Regions from separate parts of the Homo sapiens genome. Here regions 2 and 3 are each linked to region 1. Evidence: chromatin loops called from intact Hi-C (ENCODE). Cell type or tissue: ascending aorta. All regions are shown on one strand. Region 1 overlaps LINC02589 (long intergenic non-protein coding RNA 2589). Region 2 holds the start of TCEAL4 (transcription elongation factor A like 4). Region 3 holds the start of TCEAL3 (transcription elongation factor A like 3).

The links. Hi-C counts contacts between places; a loop is a spot of excess contacts. Peaks named below come from ENCODE experiments on the same cell type or tissue, not always from the same donor. Only the 100,000 strongest peaks of a DNase experiment are listed, where the experiment ranks them.
Region 2: a loop joins it to region 1, with 3 times the contacts of the local background. A loop is called at or near these places in 5 of 110 quality-filtered maps.
Region 3: it touches region 1 in a loop (2.6-fold over the local background); 2 of 110 quality-filtered maps call a loop at or near these places.

The regions. Positions count from the first base shown.
Region 1 is chrX:103,532,074-103,540,073 of GRCh38, forward strand. LINC02589 (long intergenic non-protein coding RNA 2589) reads right to left here. Exons shown (of 6, transcript NR_131237.1): 2 at 6,968-7,161; 3 at 6,063-6,155; 4 at 5,834-5,883. Among named protein-coding and RNA genes, the nearest start is that of RAB40A, 17 kb to the left of the region's middle. RefSeq lists an enhancer at 1,594-1,663. In ascending aorta, a CTCF peak has its summit at 1,540 (motif pointing right); DNase peaks (open chromatin) are centred at 1,528, 4,088, 4,464 and 6,980; H3K4me3 peaks cover 783 bases; H3K27ac peaks cover 5,411 bases.
Region 2 is chrX:103,582,049-103,590,048 of GRCh38, forward strand. TCEAL4 (transcription elongation factor A like 4) reads left to right here and starts at 3,467. Exons shown (of 3, transcript NM_001006935.3): 1 at 3,467-3,576; 2 at 4,171-4,243; 3 at 4,601-5,681. The coding sequence starts at 4,628. The coding sequence ends at 5,275. RefSeq lists an enhancer at 3,387-4,100. In ascending aorta, no CTCF peak of the experiment used is centred here; DNase peaks (open chromatin) are centred at 3,533 and 4,281; H3K4me3 peaks cover 4,171 bases; H3K27ac peaks cover 2,996 bases.
Region 3 is chrX:103,603,844-103,611,843 of GRCh38, forward strand. TCEAL3 (transcription elongation factor A like 3) reads left to right here and starts at 4,120. Exons shown (of 3, transcript NM_032926.3): 1 at 4,120-4,215; 2 at 4,761-4,830; 3 at 5,195-6,084. The coding sequence starts at 5,222. The coding sequence ends at 5,824. RefSeq lists silencers at 4,015-4,244, 4,275-4,444. In ascending aorta, no CTCF peak of the experiment used is centred here; DNase peaks (open chromatin) are centred at 4,088 and 4,598; H3K4me3 peaks cover 2,959 bases; H3K27ac peaks cover 2,326 bases; H3K27me3 peaks cover 394 bases.

The sequences.
Region 1 (8,000 bases):
CATAAAGCTGTAGCTGTATCCCAGCCCTGACTCTACGTCCTGTGTTCCTCCAATGACCTTTCCCCCACCCCACATGCTACCTGAAGTCTAATTCAGGTCTGATCATTTTCATGTCTTCCAAATGTTGGGATGGCTTGAGAGTGGGACCACAACAGGGTCCCGGGCCTTCCCTCTGTGACAGGATGCCAGCATTATTACTTTCCTCACCCCTCTCCAAACTTTTTCACATTGTTCCACTTTGGGGAGCCTAAATGGCACAACATTCTGGGTGTCAGCATGACAATACTTATCAAAAGGTTACATAGGTGCATACACTAAGCACCAACAATTTCCTTTTTAAAAGTTTAACTTCAGGATGTAGTGAAGGATGTTGATAAGGGTCTGGTTATAAGGACTGCCATCCTAACAATACCCTCTCTTCACTGCTAGACCTGAATTTAGAAAGGGAGACCAAACAGGATGCAAAACCATGAAGAGGCAGAAGGAAGCAGAGGCAAGTGTGGTTGTCAGCACACACACACTTGCACACATTCACACACACTCCCCCACATTCATGCGCTAATTGGGTTCTATTATCACAATACTAGAATTTTTCTAAGACAGTTTGCTGTGTTCCAAGAGGACACATTCAGCTCAGTGCAAACAGCCACAGGAACTGTGCCCTTCAGCAGAGCACAGACCTTGAAAAGATGCCAGTGTAGATTAAAGGAAATATCAGGACACTCTGAATAACATAGGGTTGTGAAAATTGATTATGTCACATCCATAGGATGGAATTCTAGGAGGCAGTAAAAATAAGTTATAATGAAAACAATGATGAGAGATGATTTCTTGCCTAACCAGTTATCAATAATCAACATTATTTCCAGTGTGTGAGCAGACACTTTCATACCATATTAGTAGGAATATATATGAGTAATAATGTTATCATGTATTGTGTTAATATAAAACTTTATAGATTTCATAATAAAAGAGCATTTTGACAATCTCATAAAGAAATTCTTACAAATACATTTGCATATATGTGAGCAAGGATGTTATGTTTGCTACTGTTTATAATAAAACATGGTAAAGGAACTACATTTTTATCTCAAAGTGAAATAAATGTGGTACCATCCATAAGATGAAACATCCAGTTGATGGCAAAAATAAAAACTAAAATTATGTTGTAAAGTAATTTAAAATGTTATGGTAGACATGTATTTTCATGGAAAAATTGTCATAATAAAGTCAAAGGCAGGTTACAAAGATCATAAGTAGCCAGGATCCATTTTTGCTCATATCCATCTACAGCTATTTTTGCAGAGGACTCAAAGCATACAAATAAAAATAATATTTTTCTTGCTCCCACATAAAGCCTTCTCCTCAGCATAGTGAGAGGCTGCACTTTGTTTGGAGGCCATAAATATTCTTTTAGCCTGGAATTGCTCCATTTTCCATCCAGACTTCCAGAAAACTCCATAGAGTGGGCTTGGGCCAAACTGCTCCTTCCCACCTTCCTGCTCAGACGTAAAAGCTGCAGTTCAGGCTTCTGTCACGAGGGGGCACCAACGTACCTTCATAATCAAACCTCTACAAAGACGTTTACGCAATGAGCGAAAAAATAAAATACCCTCCACTAAAACCCAGTCTATGAACCTATGGACAGAATGATTCTAATTCTTCCAGAAAAAAATTGATAGGTGTAAAAGAACACTGCAAAAACATGTACTCCATGGCGTCTATACAATGAAACACCACGTACGAGGAGCGAGCCTTGGCAGTCCTTAGCAGGCTGGTGTAGCGCAAACCAGGGCAGCGGGAGGTGAGTGGAAGAGAATGGGGGCACTGGAATGGGGTCTGGACGGCTGTGTCCATAGCGTCCCGGAGAGGGCATGCCTGAGAGGAGGTCTGGGAAGCCTGTTCAGGTGTGGGGTAATGGAGAGTGAACAACCTACACCCTGGGAGGGACCACTCTACAGTATGGACACCTCAAACTGCACTAACAAAGGAAGAAATAAATCAATGAATGAGATGTGGATTTAGGGTCAACAGCAAATGGACCTGCTTTAATATACATGTGAATTTTCCAAAGAAAACTTACAGTAAACAAACAATTCCAAGACATTTGCCACTCTTTGAAAAATGTACTCTTTTTCATTAGAAAAAGGAAAATAATAATGGAGTTAGATATCACGTCGGGCCAGAGTCAGGATTGCAGCTCTGAGAGTTTCAGACTAGGGGGTTCATCAACTGGGAGGGACAGATGGAGGTTAGGAGCTTGGCTGAAAACTTCAGTATCAGCCAAAGTTTTCTGGAATTATTCACCTAATGGTAGCAATCTCCCTGTATCTTTCATTTTCCTGTATATCTAAAAGCAAGATTAGTTCTAGACCACCAACCTCTAAATTGAAGGTAAAACTGTACCTGTCAGTGTGTATTTGGAGTAATTTAGCTGGAGGAGACACAGATACAAACACACACACATGTAGAAACACAGTCAATTCGATTTTTATCTATTTTGTTTCACTATAAAATCGAATACATTGAATGTTTTCACAAATTAGTGAATACATGTATACAATTCTTTTGTCAGTCTCTTCATAAGGATTTTTTGTGTTCAAGTTTTTATCAAAATACTCTTCTCCTTAATATAAAGTTTCAAAAAATATGCAAAATTATACTCAAAAATAGGAATTTTATCCTGCATCTCTCACAGACCTGACTCCTGCCCCCTGACCCCAAAAGGTCTGCTGTCCCTAGGATGGCACATACTCTCCAGACGTGTCCCTGTGAGATGCACATAAACGCGTTCACCACCCCCCCCCACACACACACATTGTCTTCTCCAAAAGTGCAATCACAGTTCTCATCTTGTCATTTCCACTTATTATAATTTATCAGGATTTTAAAATATTTGCATCTTATTAGTTCTTGTGGTTTTTGCATATTTAATATGTTTATTGTCCATGTATATACTTATTTGAATTTTCTGTTGAAATCATTGCCAATTGTTTTGTTAATGAGTATGTTTCACAAATCACAGACACCAACCCAACATCTGAGACGTAGTTTGAAAATGTTTTCTCCCCTGTTTTAATACAATGGTTACTGGGTTTTTATCTTTCACTTGGAAAATGTTTTAAATTTCCATAATGGGACTTAATAATTATACATGTCATAATTGAAAAACAAAAAACATTCCAAAACACCTGGGGAGCACGTACTGTCAGCCTGGAGGGAGATTAGAGCATTCAGAAACCTGGAGGCATCAAGAGAAAATGATAAATCTTTAGAGTATTCCAGAGTTAGCTGCTGGTCAGGAGATAACAAAGTTTCTCCTGGATTGCAAAAACTCCCCTAAAGGCAGCACCCTGATCTGAATAATGGTCATAATAATGGGTACCTTGGATAGCAGTTAAGATTAAAGGAGGCTAGTTAAGGTGGTTCATGCCTGTAATCCCAGTGCTTTGGGATACCATGGAGGGAGGATCTCTTGAGGCCAGGAATTCAAGACAAGCCTGGGCAACATAGCAAGACCTTGTCTCTACCAAAAAAAGAAAAAAAAAAAGATTAAAGCAGATAAAATATAAAGTGCATTGGCTTACAGTAGTTCAGTGCATGTTACTTTCCTTCCCTCCAGCTCTCCTCTCCCAAGGCCAACACCTGAGCTTCTGCCTGAGCCCACTCGCCACCTCAGGGATCAGCCAACTCATGTGGCCCTACACCCAGGTCTCTTGGTACAAAGGACAAGATTTCATCTCCTCTGTCATCTTCATCACCCAGAGGGGTTGTGGAGTGGAGGACCCGTGGGGCCACAATAGCAGGGGAGTGGAATTTGGCCATTTTTCAAGCCCTGGAAGCCCATCTTCTAGAAGGGAAGCTGCCCAGGGTCCTCTAGGGAGGGCGAAGGATGGAACCTCATTCCAATCCTGCCACTTACCTGGGGAGATGACTTAGACTCTGTGAGCCTGAGTTAGTCATCTGTGAAATGGGACTGACCATACCATCCTTACAGAGCTGTCCTGAGGGGTTAATGAGAAAACCTGTGGAGAATATATAGCATGGAGTGGGACTTCAATGGCCCTTTAAATGCTGAGACACAGAAGTGGGGGCTGGCTGAGCCTCAGGGCTAAGGCAGGCATTGTAAAAAGTTATTTTTCATTGTTTCTCTCCTAATGAGAACACAGACATCCATATAAGGAAAGCAAATCTCTCTCTGATATGCCTTGAGTTCAAAGTTTTAGAGACAGAATGTTCTCTACATTCTTGGGTGTTTTCTAATCTCATAAAAGCTGTTCAGCATCATGCCTCTGAGCAGACCCAAATCCACTTCCCCATACTCAGAAGGAAAAAAAAATGATAGGGGTAAAAAACAAGACTGTAAAAACATATGCTCCAGGAAATCCATGCCATGAAACACCAGGTAGCTCTAGTGCATCTTGGCAGTCACCAGTCGTCATTGGTCAGTGCAGGGCAGGCAGGAGGTGGCTGAGAGTGGATGGGTCACTGATATAGGACCTGGGCAGCTTGTTCATAGTGTCCAGGAGAGAAGATGACTGAGAGGGGTTGGGAGAAGGCCTGGGAAGCCTGTACAGGGGTGCAGTAATGAAGAATGCAACACCCTGCTCTCTGGGAGGAACCTATCCACTTTATGGACACCTCAACCTACACCGTGGAGGGAAGAGATAAATTAATGAATATGATGTAGATTTGGGGTCAACAGCAAATGGACCTGCTTTAATATGTGAATTTTCCAAATAGAACTGGTGTCAGAGTAAACAAATCACTTCATAACATTTGTTACTCTTAGCAAAATGTACTCCCTTTTCATTAATAAAAGAACAAAAGACATGGAGATAGCTGTGATGCCTCCTGGTAGCCAAAGACAGGATTGCAGCATTGAGAGTCAGACCAGAGGCTCAGCAGGGAAGGGAGAGGGATTGAGGTTGGAAGTTAGCTTCACTATATCAGCCAGAGGTTTTTTTGAATTATTGATCTAATGATAGCAGTCTCCTTGTATTCATCATGTTCTAGGATATATAAAACTCAGATTGGTTGCAGCTCCCATCTGAATTAAAGATAATGCTACATCTGTGAGTGTGTATATGGGGTGACAGAGCTAGAGGACACACACACACACACAGATTCAATTAAATTTTTTATTTCTTTCATAATATAACACAATGAATTCTTTTTCAAATTAATGAAAATATGTGCATATTATCTTTGACAATCAGTTCAAAACTATCTTGTGTTCAAATTTTTATCAAAATATTTGTATTCCCAAATACTGAATTTTAAACAATATATGAGTACATTCATAAATTGAAATTAATCTGCACTCTCACTGGTCCAACTCCCACCCTTTGATTCCAAGGGGTCTACTGTCCCTAGGATGGTGCATACTCTCCAGATGTGCTCCTGTGAGGTGCACATGAACACATTCACACACACACGCGCACACACAAACACACACATATTGTCTGTTCCAAATGTGCAATCACGTCCTCATCTTTTGTATCTTGTTGTTTCCAATTATTATAAATTCTCAGGATTTTAAAATATTTGCATCTCATTAGTTCTTGTGGTTTCTGTGTTTTCTAATATTTATTGTTCACATATATACTTATTTGAATTATCTGTTGAAATTGTTGCCAATCATTTTGTTACTATGTTTCACAAATCACAGACACCAACCCAATATCTGAGATGTAGTTTGAAAATGTTTTCTCCCTTAATACAATTGTTACTGGTTTTTTATTTTTCATTTGGAAAGCATTTTAAATTTCCATAATGAGACTTAAAAAATTATACATGTCATAATTTAAAAAGAAAAAACTTTGGAAAATACCTGGGGAGCCCGTACTGTCAGCCAGGAGGGAGATTAGAGCATTCAGAGACCTGGAGGCATCAAGAGAAAATGATAAAACTTTAGAGTATTCCAGAGTTAGCAGCTGGTCAGGAGATAAAGTTTTCTCCTCGATTCACAAAAACTCCCCTAAAGGCAGCACCCTCATCTGAATAATGGGTACCTTGGATAGCAATTAAGATTCAAGGAGGCCAGGTGAGGTGGTACATGCCTGTAATCCCAGCACTTTGGAAGGCTGATGTGGGAGGATCACTTGAGGTCAGGAATTCAAGACAAGCCTGGGCAACATAGTGAGACACTGTTTCTACCAAAACAGACAAAAACAAAAAGATTAAAGGAGATGAAATATAGAGTGCATTTGCTTTCAGTAGTTCAGTGCATGTTACTTTCCTTCTCTCCTGCTCACCCGTCCCAAGGCCAACACCTGAGCTTCTGACTGAGCCCACTCACCACTTCAGGGATCAGCCAATTCATGCGGCCTAACAACCAGGTCTCTCAGCACAAGGGGCAGGATATCATCTCTCTGTCTTCTTCCTCACCCAGAGGGGCTGTGGAGTGAGGATGCATGAGGCCATAATAGCAGGGCAATGGAATCTGACCGTTTCTCAATCCCTGGATGCCCATCTTTTAAAAGGGAGGCTGCTCAGGGTCCTCTAGGGAGGGTGAGAGATGGAACCTCATTCCAGTCCTGCCACTTTAGGTGGTTTAGACTCTGTGAGTCTGAGCCTGATTATCTGTGAAATTGGACTGACCATACCATCCTTACAGAGCTGTCCTGAGGGGTTAATGAGAAAACCTCTTGAGAGTATATAGCAAGGAGTGGGACTTCAATGGCCCTTTAAATGCTGAGACACAGAAATGGGGGCTGGCTAAGCCTCAAGGCTAAGGCAGGCATTGTGAAAAGTTATTTTTCATTGTTTCTCTCCTAATGAGAACACAGACATCCATATAAGGAAGGCAAATCTCTCTCTGATATGCCTTGAGTTCAAAGTTTTAGAAACAGAATGTTCTCTACATTCTTGGGTGCTTCATAATCTCATAAAAGCTGGCCAACATCAGGCCTTTCAGCAGACCCAGTTCCCAATGCTGGGAACATGGGCATGTTTTTGAACTCACCTGGTGAGCTCAGATATCAATCACAGCAGAGAAGCAAGGTGTGGTATTTGCCTAAGGGCTGCTCCTGACTGCTCAGTATATGAATATATTTGCAGAAAAAAATGTGGCCCCATCCACAGTCATCAGTATAGGGGTCCTCAGATCATGCATTATCCAGCCACAGCACGCCAGAATTTCAGCTGCCTGCTGCCTCCCTGAGAGGTAAAAGTCCAAGAGTTATGAGCATTTCTTTCACACAGTTTTCCCACTTTTAATTACTAATAACTAAATCTGCATTGCACTCAAAGCCCATAGTATTCCAATGGAGGTGTCTCATTAACTCCATAATGAGATGGTAGTAGGGAAATAAATACGTGGGCAACTTCAAGGTTACATCTGAGATTAGAGAGCTCCTTTACATTAGTTTTTGAATGTACTTAAGTTTAAAGGAATTGAAGATTTTAAAATATCCCTCCTTAACCCCTTATTACCCATTCAGCAATAGGATATTTAATTCATTCTCTCTCTGTCTCTCCCTACCCCTCCTTCAAATTCAAGGTACCAAAAACAGTTCTCTACAGTCTCTGTTAACATCGTTCACTTTATTGACTCCTTATCCCCCTACCATGGCTTCTGTTCCTTGATTGCAACGAACAGGCTCTCCAAGATCACAAACCACCTTTTGTCACTAAGTCCAGTGTTTGCATAAATGTGTAACTATATTAAAATACTTAGTATTACTTTTAATGACCTCCTAAAATATGCTCACTGTGCAGACTGCTTTCACTTAACAAATTTGTGACAGCTTCCAGGCTCTGGAGCAACATGTACTGGACACAAATCCAAGCTGACCTACTCCTTAACTGTGTAGTCTTGGGCAAAGTCATTCTCTCTGTCCCTCAGTTTTTCGTCTATAAAACAGAGATTAGCCACAATATCTATCTCGTAAGGGAGCTATGAGCAGTGAATGACTCAATACATATAAAAATCACTTGGTACAAGAAATTTTAGTCAATTTAAAAATTTCTTTAATGTGTCACTGATATTACTATCT
Region 2 (8,000 bases), 50 kb after region 1:
TCAGGATATAAAATCAATGTGCAAATATTGCTAGCATTCCTATATACCAACAATAGGCAAGCTGAGAGCTGAATAATAAATGAACTTCCATTCACAATTGCTACAAAAAGAATAAAATTCCTAGGAATATAGCTAACAAGGGAAGTGAAGGACCTCTTCAAGGAGAACTACAAACCACTAATAAAGGAAATCAGAGAGGATTTCAGTGAGGACCCAAACAAATGGAAAACATTCCATTCTCATGGATAGAAAGAATCAATATCATGAAAATGGCCATACTGCCCAAAGAAATTTATAGATTCAATGCTATTTCCATTAAACTACCATTGACATTCTTCACAGAATTGAAAAAAACTATTTTAAAACTCATATGGAACCAAAAAAGAGCCCAAATAGCCAAGACAATCCTAAGCAAATAGAACAAAGTTGGAGGCATCACACTACCTGACTTCTAACTATACTACAAGGCTACAGTAAACAAAACAGCATGGTACTGGTACAACAACAGACATATAGACTAACAGAACATAATAGAGAACTCATAAATAAGACCACACACCTAGAACTATCTGATCTTCAATAAATCTGACAAAAACTAGCAATGGGGAAAGGATTCCCTATTTAATAAATAGTGCTGGGAGAAATGGCTAGCAATATGCAGAGAATTGAAACTGGACCCCTTCCTTATACCATATATAAATATTAACTCAAGATGGATTAAAGACTTAAATGTAAAACCCAAAACTACAAAAACCCTATTAGAAAATCCTAGGCAATACCATTCAGGACATAGGCACAGGCAATTGCAACAAAAGCAACAATTGACAAATGAGATCTAATTAAACTAACGAGCTTCTACACAGCAAACAAAACTCATCAGAGTGAACAGACAACCTACAGAACGGGATAAAATTTTTGCAATTTATCCATCTGACAAAGGTCTAATATCCAGTCTCCAAGAAGCTTAAACAAATTTACAAGAAAAAAACAGCCCATTAAAAAGTAGGCAAAGACATGAACACACACTTCTCAAAAGAAGACATACATGAGGCCAAAAAACATGTGAAAAAAACCTCAACATCACTGATAGAGAAATGCAAATCATAACCACAATGATATACCATCTTAAGCTAGTCAGAATGGCTATTATTAAAAAGTCAAAAAACAACAGATGCTGGTGAGGCTGCAGAGAAAAAGAAACACTTTTACACTGTTGGTGGGAGTATAAATCAGCAACCATTGTGGAAGACTGTGGCGATTCCTCAAAGACCTGGAACCAGAAATATCATTTGACTGAGCAATCTCATTACTGGGTATATACCCAAAGGAATATAAATCATTCTGTTATAAGGATACATGCACCCGTATGTTCATTGCAGCACTAATCACAATAGCAAAGATATGGAATCAACTGAAATGCCCATCAATGATAGACTAGATAAAGAAAATGTGGTACATATACACCATGGAATACTATGCAGCCATAAAAAGGAATGAGATCATGTCTTTTGCAGGCACATGGATGGAGCTAGAAGCCATTATTCTCAGCAAACTAATGCAGGAACAGAAAACCAAACACCATGTGTTCTCACTGGGAGCTGAATGATGAGAACACATGGACACATGTCAGGGAACAACACACACAGGGGCCTGCTGGGGGCAGGGAGGGAGAGCATAAGGAAGAATAGCTGGTGGCTGCCAGGCTTAATACCTGGGTGATGAGATGATCTATACAGCAAACCACCATGGCACATGTTTATCTACATAACAAACCTTCACATCCTGCACATGTGCCCCTGAGCTTAAAATAAAAGTTGAAGAAAGAAAATTATCATTGTGGGTAACTATTAGAAGTGAAATTACTGGCACAAAAGATCAAATATTAATTTTTTTTTTTGAGACGAAGTCTCACTCTGTCGCCCAGACTGGAGTGCAATGGCGTGATCTCGGCTCACTGCAACCTCTGCCTCTCGGGTTCAAGCAATTCTCCTGCCTCAGCCTACCGAGTAGCTGGGATTACAGGCGCCCACCACCACGCCCAGCTAGTTTTGGTATTTTTAGTAGAGATGGGGTTTCACCATCCTGGTCAGGCTGGTCTTGAACTCCTGACCTCAGGTGATCCACCCGCCTCAGCTTCCCAAAGCGCTGGGATTACAGGTGTGAGCCACCGTGCCTGGCCGATATTTTTATTTTTAAATAATTTACAAAGTTGATCTTCAGAAAAATTTCACCAACATATTCAATAAGAGCAGGGGAGAGTGCATGTGTCCCCAGTCCTTCAACAAATCTGTTAAAAATTTTCATGTAATCTAATCTATCAGCATTTGTCTCTTTGTTGTACAGTCACACTGCGTATCGATTGGTCAACGACAACGGACAGCATAGAATACGATAGGCTATAGTATGTAGCCTAGGAGTGTAGTAGGCTATACCATATAGATTTGTATAACTACACTCTACGATGTTCGCACCACCACGAAATTGCCTGATGCATTTCTCAGAACATATCCCCGTTATTAAGTGGCACGTGACTATAAAGGCCTTCCACACCAAAAGCTTATGTGGAGATAAACGGAGTCTACCCATAAGAGAACAAACAAGTGCTACTTATTCACAGCTTTTTTATAGCAAGGAAGTCAAGCCACCATCATTTGAGTCTGGCAGAGATTCAAAGACAGGCAGGGGAGTGGGAAAGCTTTATAGTGGAAAACAAAAACACAAAGACTTCAGCTACGCTCTGATTGGATGTTGTTGACGTGAGGAAGCTAGAGGCAGGCCAACTAGAGGCAAGCATCCTATGTGATTGAATATGGGTTCATATTTGGGTTTTTCTTGTTTGTCATCAGGTCAAAAAAATTAAAAAGGCCAGAAAGGCTAGCAAATTGATTAAAGTCCTGAACATTTCTGCAGATGCTATACTTTGGCTTTTTGAGCTGCTTGCAGCAAAGGTTGTGGGTCACAGTTCTATTTTCGTATGTGGTCTGGTCATTGTATATTCAGTTTCTCACTTAAGATAAATTAATCGTTGTTTTATTTTGCTTCAAATATAACTTTATTTTTTATTCATTTGAAAATTTATGTTTGTACATGTCAGGAAAAAGGGACAATTTCATTTATTTTGGAAAATTTTTCTTAAGTTTTTTCTAAAGGGCAATATTCTATTCTTTATACAGTACTTAAGTTCACATTCATACGATTTTATCGGGTGGGTCTACGTTATTTCAGTGGAATTTAAGAGCAACATTATCAAGACTCCTCTTCTGGACCGCCCAACTCATTAAAAAAAAAACTGTGATTTTCATTAAGATTCTTTCTTTGATTAATTTCTTAACAAGAAAAAAAGGACAAAAGGGCCCAGGGAGGTAAGAGGGTACCTGCTGGAGAGGTGGTGGGTGGCTGGAAGCGGCTGGCTAGGAGGCGGGGCGTGGGGCGGTGGAACTCCTGGGCTGCGGCATTCACGTGATCTGCACGGGCGCAGATGTAGGCACCGGTCCGAGTGCCTGCCCTCTGTCCCCGCGGCTGGGTCTCGTCTGCTCCGGTTCCTGGGCTCCTAATTCTTGGTCCAGCTTCTTCCAGGTCAGTGTGCGGGCCTTCCACGCTGCCAGCGGAACACTGGAATGGCGGAAGGGGAACGGGTACGGCAGGGGGAAAGGCTGGGGGTGGGGTCGGGTCGAGTCGAGGGAAGCTGGCCCGAGTGTGGACAGAGATGGCGGTGGGAAAACGGCTAGGGGTGGCTGAGGGGGAGCACGTAGGCAGTGGGCAGAGGGTGAGGAAGGCGAGCACCCCCAAGTATCCATGCTCGCTTTCCAGGCACATCCTCTTCTCTGCCCTCCGTCCATTTTGGAGCCGGAGATGGTGGGCTGGGGCCGCCCCAGTAGTGAGACAGTGGAAGTAAACCCCATCTGCCGTTCCCGTGCGTAGAGAAAAACGTTGACCGCGAGGCTGGGGAGGAGAGTTGCCTCTGAGGAAGAAGGGCACAGAGACCCAAAATTAGTTTGGAAAGCATCCTGATTTGGTGCCCGAGGCCTGGAAAGAAATGGCGGCTGGGGTGCGGCGGAGGTAGGGGAGGAAAACGTTGGATGAGAAGGGCCTGGACTCAGGAAAGGGAACCGCGTCCGTGTGAGCCCGCTGAGCGCGCAGACCCTGCCCCTGTCTCCTGTCTGTCTGCAGGTCTGCGCGTCTGTTGTTCCCAGCGCTCTGCGAAGCCTGAAAAGGAGGAGCAACCTGTCCAGAATCCCCGCAGGTCCGTGAAAGTACGGGGCTGCATGGACAGGGGCCCACAAGGGTTGAGAGTGTGGAGGGCCCGGCCAGGGCCGAATTGGGGCCTTTCCCATTCCCCCACCCACATGAACACACACCTTACCAGGCTGAACCAGTGCAGAGAAAGTGGCAGAGCCTGTCAGGCAATGGCTGGCTCACGTGTGTGGGAGGAGTGGCGGGCTACGTGGTGGGCAGAAGGCCCTCTTGGAGGCCTGGCCAGCTTAGGGGAACCCTCATCAGGGGTGAGATGCAAGTACTATCCAGACCTGCATTCCACCCCATGCACTCAGTCTCCCATGTCTCCTCTTTGTCTCCTCTTTCCTCCACCCCCATCCCCCAGGACAGGAAAAGGAGGGGAAATCTCGACATGGAAAAACTCTACAGTGAAAATGAAGGAATGGCTTCAAACCAAGGAAAGATGGAAAATGAAGAACAGCCACAAGACGAGAGAAAGCCAGAAGTAACTTGTACTCTGGAAGACAAGAAGTTAGAAAACGAGGGAAAGACAGAAAACAAGGGCAAAACAGGAGATGAGGAAATGTTAAAGGATAAAGGAAAGCCAGAGAGTGAGGGAGAGGCAAAAGAAGGAAAGTCAGAGAGGGAGGGAGAGTCAGAGATGGAGGGAGGATCAGAGAGAGAGGGAAAACCAGAGATAGAGGGAAAGCCAGAGAGTGAAGGAGAGCCAGGGAGTGAAACAAGGGCTGCAGGAAAGCGCCCAGCTGAGGATGATGTACCCAGGAAAGCCAAAAGAAAAACTAATAAGGGGCTGGCTCATTACCTCAAGGAGTATAAAGAGGCCATACATGATATGAATTTCAGCAATGAGGACATGATAAGAGAATTTGACAATATGGCTAAGGTGCAGGATGAGAAGAGAAAAAGCAAACAGAAATTGGGGGCGTTTTTGTGGATGCAAAGAAATTTACAGGACCCCTTCTACCCTAGAGGTCCAAGGGAATTCAGGGGTGGCTGCAGGGCCCCACGAAGGGACATTGAAGACATTCCTTATGTGTAGTGTCCCTGGCAGGCATTTACCAGGCCATGTGCTTTAACGTTACGGTAATACTTTACTTTAGGCATCCCTCCTGTTGCTAGCAGCCTTTTGACCTATCTGCAATGCAGTGTTCTCAGTAGGAAATGTTCATCTGTTACATGGAAAAAATGTTGATGGTGCATTGTAAAATTAAAAAACACAACTTGCAGAACCAAATATATGGCATCAGTACATTTTTGTAAAACTACAAAGATACTTACCTAGTAATATAGTATAGAAAACAATTCTGAAAGCTGTGTCCACTAAAAGATTAACAGTGGTTATCTCTGGGTGATTTTTTCTGTTCTTTTTTGTTCATCTGTCCATTTTTCTCCTAAAAACAGATTTCTTTAGTCATAAAAATAATAAAATATAAAGTATTGGAAAACAGTGAATATTTGAATTTCATTCATTTGAATAAGCATTCAAATGAACTGCCCAGTGAACTTATAAAGACAGTGGATATACTTAAAATTCTTGTGAGGACATAAAATGATAGGTAAAAGTTGCATTACCTCTGGGACTGGAAGCTGGAGGAGTCAACTCGATGGTTATTACAGAGCCATTGCTGTAAGGGACAGCCTTGACATCTGTGAAATGGGGATAAAATTAGCCTAGACATGTGGAGAAGATCAAATGAGGTATTGAGTGTGTGAGCTGTGTTAGGCTGGCTCCTACTCTCTCCCCTTGCACTAGCAGAACCAGTGCCCAGTCAGATACTTGGGAAGGGCTGAAGGAGGGTCTCACCTGTGCCCAGAAATAAGTCCAGACAGCTGAGAGATGGGTGCCACTCTTCCTGGGTAATGCCATACTTGAAAGGTAGTGTGCCCCTTCTCATGGATCCTGCACCCTCCTAAGGCCCCAGCTGCTGCTGGTGGGCTGAAGACCATGATGGACTAAGCAACACTGTCCCAACAGAAAAGTGGAGAATTCCCTCTCTACCTACAATAGAATTATCCTAACTCAGGTTGTTAGTACCCAATTGTCACTTGGGCCTTGATGTTTTATGAAGTTTTTACAAAACACTGCTTTCCATGTTTTTTGTTGATTTGTGTATATTTTTGCATATAGCCGTTTCCACCGGATTTAGATAGTGGAGATTGAGCCAGGAGGAAAAGCTGAGTGACGAGATGGTGTGCTATTCTCATTTGTTAATCTCTAGTCTGCTAACACTTTTTTCTTAGGAATTGTCTCCCAGGAAATTTCTGTTAAGCCCTGCTTTACTATTTCAACAGACCCATCTACCTATGTGATTTTTTCCCCCTGGCTCTTGAGTAGCTTTTTATTTCCTTACAGTATTTTTTTTTAATAAACTTTTAGGATGGTTTTAGATCTACACAATTATTGCAAAGATAGTACAGAGTATCCCATATGCACTGTCCCCTATTATTAACATCTTACATTAGTATGGTACATTTGTCACTGTTAACCAATATTGATACATTATTATTAACTAAAGTACGTACTTTATTTGGATTTCCCTTAATGTCCTTTTTCTGTTCCAGGATCCCATTCAGGTTACATTTAGTCGTCATGTCTCCATAGGCTCCACTTAGCTGTGAGAGTTTTTCAGACTTTGCCTGTTTTTGATGACCTTGACACTTCTACGAAGTATTGGTCAGGTATTTTGTATAATGTCCCAAAACTTGGGTTTGCTTGTCTTGTGATTACACAGGCATTATGTGTTTTGGGAAGAAGACCAGAGGTAAAATGCCATTCTCATCATATAAAGGGGACATACCATCAATATATTTACCACTGTTCTTATCCTTGGTAACCTGACTGAAGTAGTGTTTGTCAGGTTTCTCCAAGGTTAAGTTTTATTTTTCCCTTTCCATACTGTATTCTTTGGAATAAAGTCACTATTGGCAGCCCACACTTAAGGAGTAGGGCATTATTACCTCCTTGAAGGCAGAGTATTGACAAAAATTATTTGGAATCCTTCTGCAGAGGATATTTGACTCTTATTCCCCACTTATTTATATATTCAGTTTATTTGTATCAATGTAGACTCATGACTATTTTATACTTTGGATTAACGCAATACTACTTTACATGTTTTTGCTCAAATTGTTCCAGCTTTGGTCATTGGGAGCTTTCAGTTGGCTCCTGTATTCATTTGACACGCTTCCATTGTTATGTTGTAGAGGGTTTTTTTTTTTTTTTAGTATTTACTTACATTCTGGCACTACAAGATGCTATAGCTTTATCTTTCATATTGCCCAAGTCCTAGAATTAGCCATTTCTCCAAGTAGCCCTGGTATCTTATGTTGGAGAATGGTGTTAGAAAAACAAGATCTGGGTGCTAGACATACTGATTGCTGCTGAAATATAATTGCTTCTAGGCCCTCTCAGTTGACATAGCAAAAAGATATATGTGTATATAATACCCATACATATATAAAGTATTTATGGAAATATAAATATTTCTGTATATAACCATCTGTATTTATATAAGGCTAAACATAAATTTATACTAGTGTCTCCAACTACAGTCTATTACTGCATGGATCATTCTAGCCTCCCCTTGCTTATTTGTAACCTTCTACTCCAACTGTGAGAAACCTGTCTCCTACTATCTGCCATCCATTTTACTAATTGTTTATTAATTATATAAATATATAGTGGCTTCAAAATTGTAAACCTGTGCCCCTGTGGAAAACAACTTTATCAACTGGAGTAGAGTGCTATGTACAGTTCCTTTTGC
Region 3 (8,000 bases), 72 kb after region 1:
AGCTCCTATTGGCCCATTGACAGTGGCCCAAAGTCACTGGCCTAGTGACTTTTCCTTTAGCTCTTTCTTCAAGTGGCCTCATGTGAAGAGGCTCTCTGCCTACCCAGAGAGCATATCATTCACCAAGGTGAAAGATCTTCCTCCTCTGATACCTAGCCCTTTTCTCTTAAAGAACACAGTAAAGTGTTAGACATCGGTAGGTCCCTGAGAAATAATTATTGACTCATCAGTGATCACAGGGAAGGAAGTTGAGTAGAGAAAATGGGAGATAACATAGGGACACATTGAGATAGTAGTCCTCATTCTAAGACCTAGGTTGGTTCTCAGGCTTGGCAGTAACCAGCTTGTGTAACCTTGAACAGTTTACTTAAATCTCTCTGAGCCTTGGGTTTCTCATTCATCTAATGGGGCAAAGACTCTTTACTCACAGGCTGTTGAGAGGGTACTTGGGATATCCCACTGTCCCACATAAAGCAGCTATCCCCGTGTAGGGCACATCCAGGCACTCAGTTAATAGTGAGGTTCCCAAAGGTCTCTAGAGGAAAGTATTGTTTCCTTGTGGTTGGCCTTTGTCTCCCTCATCCTGACATACCCCAGTAGATATACAAGAAATAATTATGATTGCCTTTTGTTGAGTGCCCAAGATGTGAAGATCTTGGTGTGTTACAGAGGTGATGTCAGCACATTAGGAGTGACTTACCCAAGGACACACAGTAGTGATGATTCTGTCTCTGGGGACTCAGAGAGGTCTCCTGACTCCAGTTTTCTGTCCAGACAGAAGAGGCATCCACAGTGCCTTGTGTTTCTGTGCCTCATATACCTGTGCTTCCCAGATGTTTATCTAGAAGTTAAAATAATGGGGCAGAAGAGCAGCTGATAGTGCAGTGTTTTTTTCCATCTCATAATCTATTGATCTGATATCACTGAAGCTCATATAGTATATATAGTTCCTCTTATTATATTTCCAAATGATGCCTCTGATAGCTATGCAATTTTTTTTTTTTTTTGAGACAGAGTCTCGCTCTGTCACCAAGGCTGGAGTGCAGTGGCGCGATCTCGGTTCACTGCAAGCTCCACCTCCTGAGTTCATGCCATTCTCCTGCCTCAGCCTCCAGAGTAGCTGGGACTACAGGCGCCCACCACCATGCCCGGCTAATTTTTTGTATTTTTAGTAGAGACAGGGTTTCACCATGTTAGCCAGGATGGTCTCGATCTCCTGACCTCATAATCTACCCGCCTCGGCCTCCCAAAGTGCTGGGATTACAGGCGTGAGCCACCGTGCCCAGCCAGCTATGCAAATTTTTATTGCAAAATCATGTCTTTTATGGGAGGTTGAAGGAACTATTTATTGAAGGTCTACTATGTGTTAAACACTTTATATAGCAATTGTTATTTATAATTCACAATAATCCTGATACAGAAAATCTTACTCCCATTTTCTAGAAGAGAAAACTAAAGTTCACAGAATTTTAGTAACTTTTCTAGGTTGACACAACTAAGAAGTGACAAAGCTGGTATTTTAGCTCTTGATCTCCACAGTAAGTAATTAGACTGGTTGCTATAGTATATGTTATATGGTGACCATGTGATGTCATGCACATAAAGGAATTCAACAACACCTGTTGATGAGGATGATAATAAACATGAAATAATCTCTCTTGGGTTTAGACACCTGGGTTGTGGTGTTCATATGAATTTAGTTAGAGCAAAAATTCAATGTATTGTACTCACTAAAGCCTAGCCCAGCTTTTGCACTAGGTTGAAATGCCATCTAATCTGTATATTAAAAGCTCATTAAAACCTAGGTGTGTAGAAGAGCATTCTTGTCTTTTCTTTGCTAAATTTCTATTTTTGGACCTGTGCCATACTGCTTGGATTATTACGAGCTCTCATATGTTAAACAACTAGAACCCCTTTATTGTGACTTTTATTAATTTCTTGCCTATCCTTTTCCATTTGATTTTTTTCAAGAGACCTTTGAAGGAAAATCTACCAAACTTCCAAATGCCGGCAGGGTTGGGGGCAGGAGTGATAAAATTCACAGCTTTACAAGACTGAATCATCCCATCCAGGAATCTGGCATCCTAACTGTCTAATTATCCAACAGGCACATTTCTTTTCAATTATTTCAAAATTCAGAATTTACTTTAGATCTTCAATAACTGCTAAAAGTTGATCTGAAAATAATCAGGCTAAAGACCAAGGCCCTTTTTAACCTGGCCTGTGGAGTGGTTTCTATATAAGAGGTAATTAGTGACCTACCTACTTCAAGTACTGTAATGAAGATGAAACAGAAAAAGGCAGTGGGACAATATGATATATATTAAGGAGAGCAAGACTTGAGGTAGCAAAACCAGAAAGGGATCTTCCACCATAGACCAGGAGTGGGGAGTTGTTTGCCTAAAAAAATGTAGCAAGAGTGGAGATGGAAGAAAAGTGGGAAAATCCAGATATTTAGAAGAGAAGGTCAAGATTACTTGGTGGGAGGGAGGAAGAGGGAATGAGGGATGATTCCCAGATTTCTTGCTTGGGCAACAGTGTGGGTTCTGGAGCCATCTATTAAGATAAGAGAAATGAAGAGGAGGGAGTTTTGTGTGTGGAAAAGATCAAGGAAGGATGGTAAAATCACTTGGGACATATTGCATTTGAGGTCCTTCAGGGACATTCAGGTGGATATATCTAATCGTTAATTAAAACGGATCTGAATCAAATTTATGCTGAAGTTCATGTAGAAAAACAAACATACAAGAATGTGTTGGAAAAAAGAGAATCTACTGAGGGGACCTAGCTCTACCAGATATATGAAATTATATATCCTCTATAATTCAACTGGTATATGGATAGCAAACAGACCAATGAAATAGAATAAAAAGCCCAGAAGGTTTTCCAAGTACATATGGATATTTGATATGTAATAAAGGTGGTATCTCAAATCCCTAAAGCAAAGATGGACTTTCTGATGCCAGAACAACTGAGAAACCGATTGGAAAAAGAAAACAAAAGATCCATCAATACTTTATGCCATACACAAATATAAACTCTAAATGTAAAGAAAACCATATGAATACTAGAAGAAAACATGGGTGAATGCTTCTTGGACCTTATGTAGGAAAAGATTTCTTAACTATGAATCGAAATCTAGAGGCAATAAAAGTTAAATAAATTTGACTACTTTTTTTAATGCATGGCAGAAAAACACCATAAACAAAGCCAAAAAGCAACTGACAAACTGGAGAGAAAATTGCAACATATATAACAGTTAATGTATTAAGAAAACTTGAAAATTGAGGTGAGAAGGACCAACAACCCACTAGAAAAATGTGGAAAAGACATGAACCGACAATTCACAAAGAAAGATATTTAAATTGTCCTTAAACACAGATAAGGCAAAATAAAATGCCATTGAGATATTACTTCTCAACTATCATATCAGTGAACATTTAAAAGTATGTCATAGGTTATGTTGGGAAGGGCATTGGGAAACAAAACACTCCCCTATATTTCTGATGGGAATGCAAAAATAGGTCTGAGATTCTGGGGAGGGAATAGCCTGGAGATGTAAATCTGGAAGTCATTGGTCTTTACTGGAAATGAATGAGATCAAACAGGGAGACAGAACTTGAGGACTGAGGAGAGAGGAGGCCCAGGACAGAACCCTAGGAACACTGCCACTCAAGGTGGCAGCTCAGCTTCCTGGCAGGCAGCACCACCCTGGGCTCTGGAGTCAGGCAGAGACAGTCTTGAAAGCGGGCTCTGGAGTTCTGGGGCTGAGCGCTCTTGGCAAAGTCGGGTACCCTCTTTGATCAGCTGTCACACCTGGCGATAATGGCATCAGAGAGAGATACCCTGCGAGGATGCCGTGAGATGCGCCAGGTAAAGCACCTGGGGTCAGAAAGCCACCCCCTCCTCCTCTTCTCCGTGACCCCCCTTTGCTACACAAACACACCCCGACCCCGACCGTCCCCAGCCTCCCGGTCCTTCGGGGTTGGATGGTGAGGTGGGTCAGGCAAGGGGGGCCGAGCTCGGGTGACGCGGCGCTCACGTGACCCGCCGGGCGCCTACGTGGGCACCAGCCCCCGCGCCCGCCCGCCCGCCCTGCGGTCCGGTCCTGGCGCCCGCGCAGAACCAGCTGTCTGAGCTGCCCGGGCAGCGGGGGAGCAGCGAGCGGGCTTCCGCGAGCCGGAGAAGGCACAGGCCTGTCCCGGGTCCCGGCAGGTCAGTGTGAAGGTGGGCGCTGCCGGCGGAACCACGGAAGGGGTGGAGGTGGCTGGCAGTAGGAGTAGGGAGGGGCGGAGAAAGGATCCGGGAGACTGGTGAGGAGGGGGAAGCGGAGCGGTCGGAGGCAAGGGCGGGGGAGCCTGGCCCGCCTTCTCGACGACCCCCTGCACTGAGCCGTCCATCCATTTTAGTACTGGAAATGGAGTACGGGGGGGCAACCCCGCAGTGCAACAGTGAAACGTAGACATATTCTGGAAATAACCGCCTCTCACAATCTGCTCCCATGGAAACATCTGACCTCCGCAAAAACGGGGTGGCGCTGGGACAGGTTGCCTCCAGGGGAAGGGGACACAGAGACAAACGCAGTTTGGAAAGCATCCTGGTTTGGTGCCCGAGGCCTGGAAAGAAATGGCGGCTGGGGTGCGGGGGATGTAGGGGAGGAAAACGTTGGGTAAGCAGGGCCTGGACTCAGGAAAGGGAACCGAGTCCCTGTGAGACCGCTGACTGCGCAGCCCCTACCCCTGTCTCCTGTCTGTCCGCAGGTCTGCGCGTCTGTTCCCAGCGCTCTGCGAGGCCTAAAAAGGAGGAGCAACCTGTCCAGAATCCCTGCAGGTCTGTGAAGGTGGTTGTGGGGGAGCTCAATGGACAGGGCCCTATAAGGGTTGAGAGTGTGGAGGGCCCGGCCAGGGCCGAACTGGGGCCCCTGCCCATCCCCCACTCACATGAACACACACCTTACCAGGCTGAACCAGTGCAGAGAAGGTGGCAGGGACTGCCAGGGAATGGCTGGCTCACGTGTGTGGGAGGAGTGGCAGGCTACGTGGTGGGCAGAAGGCCCTCTTGGGGGCCCTGCCAGCTTAGGGGAACCCTCACCAGGGGTGAGATGCAAGTACTATCCAGACCTGCATTCCACCCCATGCCCTCAGTCTCCCATGTCTCTTATTTGTCTCCTCTTCCCTCCATTCCCATCCCCCAGGACAGGAAAAGGAGGGGAAATCTCGACATGGAAAAACCCTACAATAAAAATGAAGGAAACCTGGAAAACGAGGGAAAGCCAGAAGATGAAGTAGAGCCTGATGATGAAGGAAAGTCAGACGAGGAAGAAAAGCCAGACGTGGAGGGGAAGACAGAATGCGAGGGAAAGAGAGAGGATGAGGGAGAGCCAGGTGATGAGGGACAACTGGAAGATGAGGGAAGCCAGGAAAAGCAGGGCAGGTCCGAAGGTGAGGGCAAGCCACAAGGCGAGGGCAAGCCAGCCTCCCAGGCAAAGCCAGAGAGCCAGCCGCGGGCCGCCGAAAAGCGCCCGGCTGAAGATTATGTGCCCCGGAAAGCAAAAAGAAAAACGGACAGGGGGACGGACGATTCCCCCAAGGACTCTCAGGAGGACTTACAGGAAAGGCATCTGAGCAGTGAGGAGATGATGAGAGAATGTGGAGATGTGTCAAGGGCTCAAGAGGAGCTAAGGAAAAAACAGAAAATGGGTGGTTTTCATTGGATGCAAAGAGATGTACAGGATCCATTCGCCCCAAGGGGACAACGGGGTGTCAGGGGAGTGAGGGGTGGAGGTAGGGGCCAGAGGGGCTTACACGATATCCCATACCTTTAATGCCTTTGGCCTTCCATTCTGATTTCTCTGATGAGAATATTGCTGGCCCTGCTTTCCCTGGTAGGTATTTGCCAGGCCCAATGCTTTAACCTTAAGCTGATACTTTGCTTTAGATGTCAGTCTCGTTACCAGCAGCCTTTTGACCCAACTACGGCGCTCTATATTTTAGTAGAGGATTTTCACCCATGTGCATGGAAAAGATGTTCATGGTACATTGTAAAAAAATAAAATTAAAATTAAAAAAAGTTTGCAGAACCGCATATACAGTATCAGCCCGTTTTTATAAAAATGTAAATGTTTGCATAATGCATTTGTGCACAAAGAAAACTCTGAAAGCATGTACACTAAAAAGCAGCCAATGGTTATTCCTGAATGGTATCCAAAAATGAGTTCAATCACTTGCTGGGTAGGTACCTCCATGCCATTCTGCTGTTGTTGTGCCCATCCTCATGTCTTCCCTAGGTGTAACTACGTGAGTGGGCACTGCTACCCCTTCTCCTGGGTCCTTTACCATCCTATGGCTCCCCCATAGGATGCGATTCTTTTTCTTTTCTTTGCTCTCACTCATCTCTACCTTTTCTTAAAGGATATGTCCTTTTGTCATAACAATAATTTTAAAAACTAAACGAGAAAACAATACATAAACAATTGAACTGTTCAATGAGCTTATGAGGGTAATAAAGACACTTAAAATTTCTGTTGCCAGAACATAAAATGATAAGTAAAATTCATATTACCTCTGAGACTAACAGCTAGAGGTATCAACCTGGCAGTTATAACAAATCCATTGCTGTAAGGGTCAGTCTTGCCATCTGTGAAATGGGGATAATACTTATCTCACAGGACTGCCCAGTGGATCAGATGAGGTATTGAACATGTGAGCTGTCCTTACAGGAGCAGGACCCAGCACCCTGTCAGACACTTAAAAGAAGAGCTGAAGGTAGGTTTCACCTGTCCCCAGGAACAACTCCAAGCAGCTGAGTAGAGGGTGCCATCCTTCTCTGGATACTATCATATCTGCTGGGCACTTCTGTTCTGCTATGCCCTGTATATGTACTGTCTGCTGACAGCCACTGATATAATGGAGTACTCATGGTGACAAAGCCCTTCTGATTCCCTACAGTCCCCAAAGGGCCACAGTCCCAATTGCAGGTGGTTCTACTCTAGGGCTTCTTGGAGCCCACTGTATTACACAGTTCTTAGCAAAGTAGCCATTAACATTTTTAGTTCATTTTATATTTGCTTACAGCTTCATTTCTCTTCTTAGGATTTGAGACATTTTGGGTCTACTTGGGACTGTGTCCTGAGTCTAACCTATTGGCTAGATAATGAACTGTGTTTGCACCAAACACCCTACCCCAGTACCACAGGTGAACCCTATCTAAATTTTTATACCTTTCTAAGTGTGAGTTTTCTCTAAAAAGCCTCATTGACTGGCCTACTATACAAAATCAAGGGACTTATCCATATATAATCACAGAGATAACCCTGTGTGAAACATCCCTTCCCATTCTAAACCACTTGCAACTGAAAGAGGTACAGTGCTCTTAAAAATATTAAAAACTCTTAGGCATTTTTATTTAGCCCACCAGTATATTCCCTTATCAAAACAGACTTTTAAAAAATTCATCCTGATATCCGTTGCACTGTACTTGACACATATATTTAACAATTACTTGATTATGACTGAGTCAGGAGCCTTGAGTTTTTGACCCAGTGTATCCTTGGGCAAGTAATTTCACTTGTCAAAAATACAACTTGAAATTCAAAAATAAATAATACAGGAGAAGTGATAATTCTAAATCCAGCTCATAAACCATTTTAACAATGTATAAAAATGATTTTTTTCAAAATACGTTCAAAATATGTTAAACGACTCCCTGGGAACCTCCCTGGTCCCTGGCACAAACCCAGAATTTCTAGGAATATGGCTCTAGAACCTGCAATTTCCACAAACTCCCCAGGTGATTCTGATGTACAGTGAAGTTTTACACATTGCATGATCTCAATTACATTAAATATAAACCATAAAAAAGTAGGAGGAAGTATAAGGAAATGTTTATCTGAATTCAGTAGGCACAAAGCACATATGTACCAACATGTTTTAAAAAATCAAACTATGTGCTAGATTTGTACATTGACAACTACAAAACATTGATGAGAGAAATTAAGATTT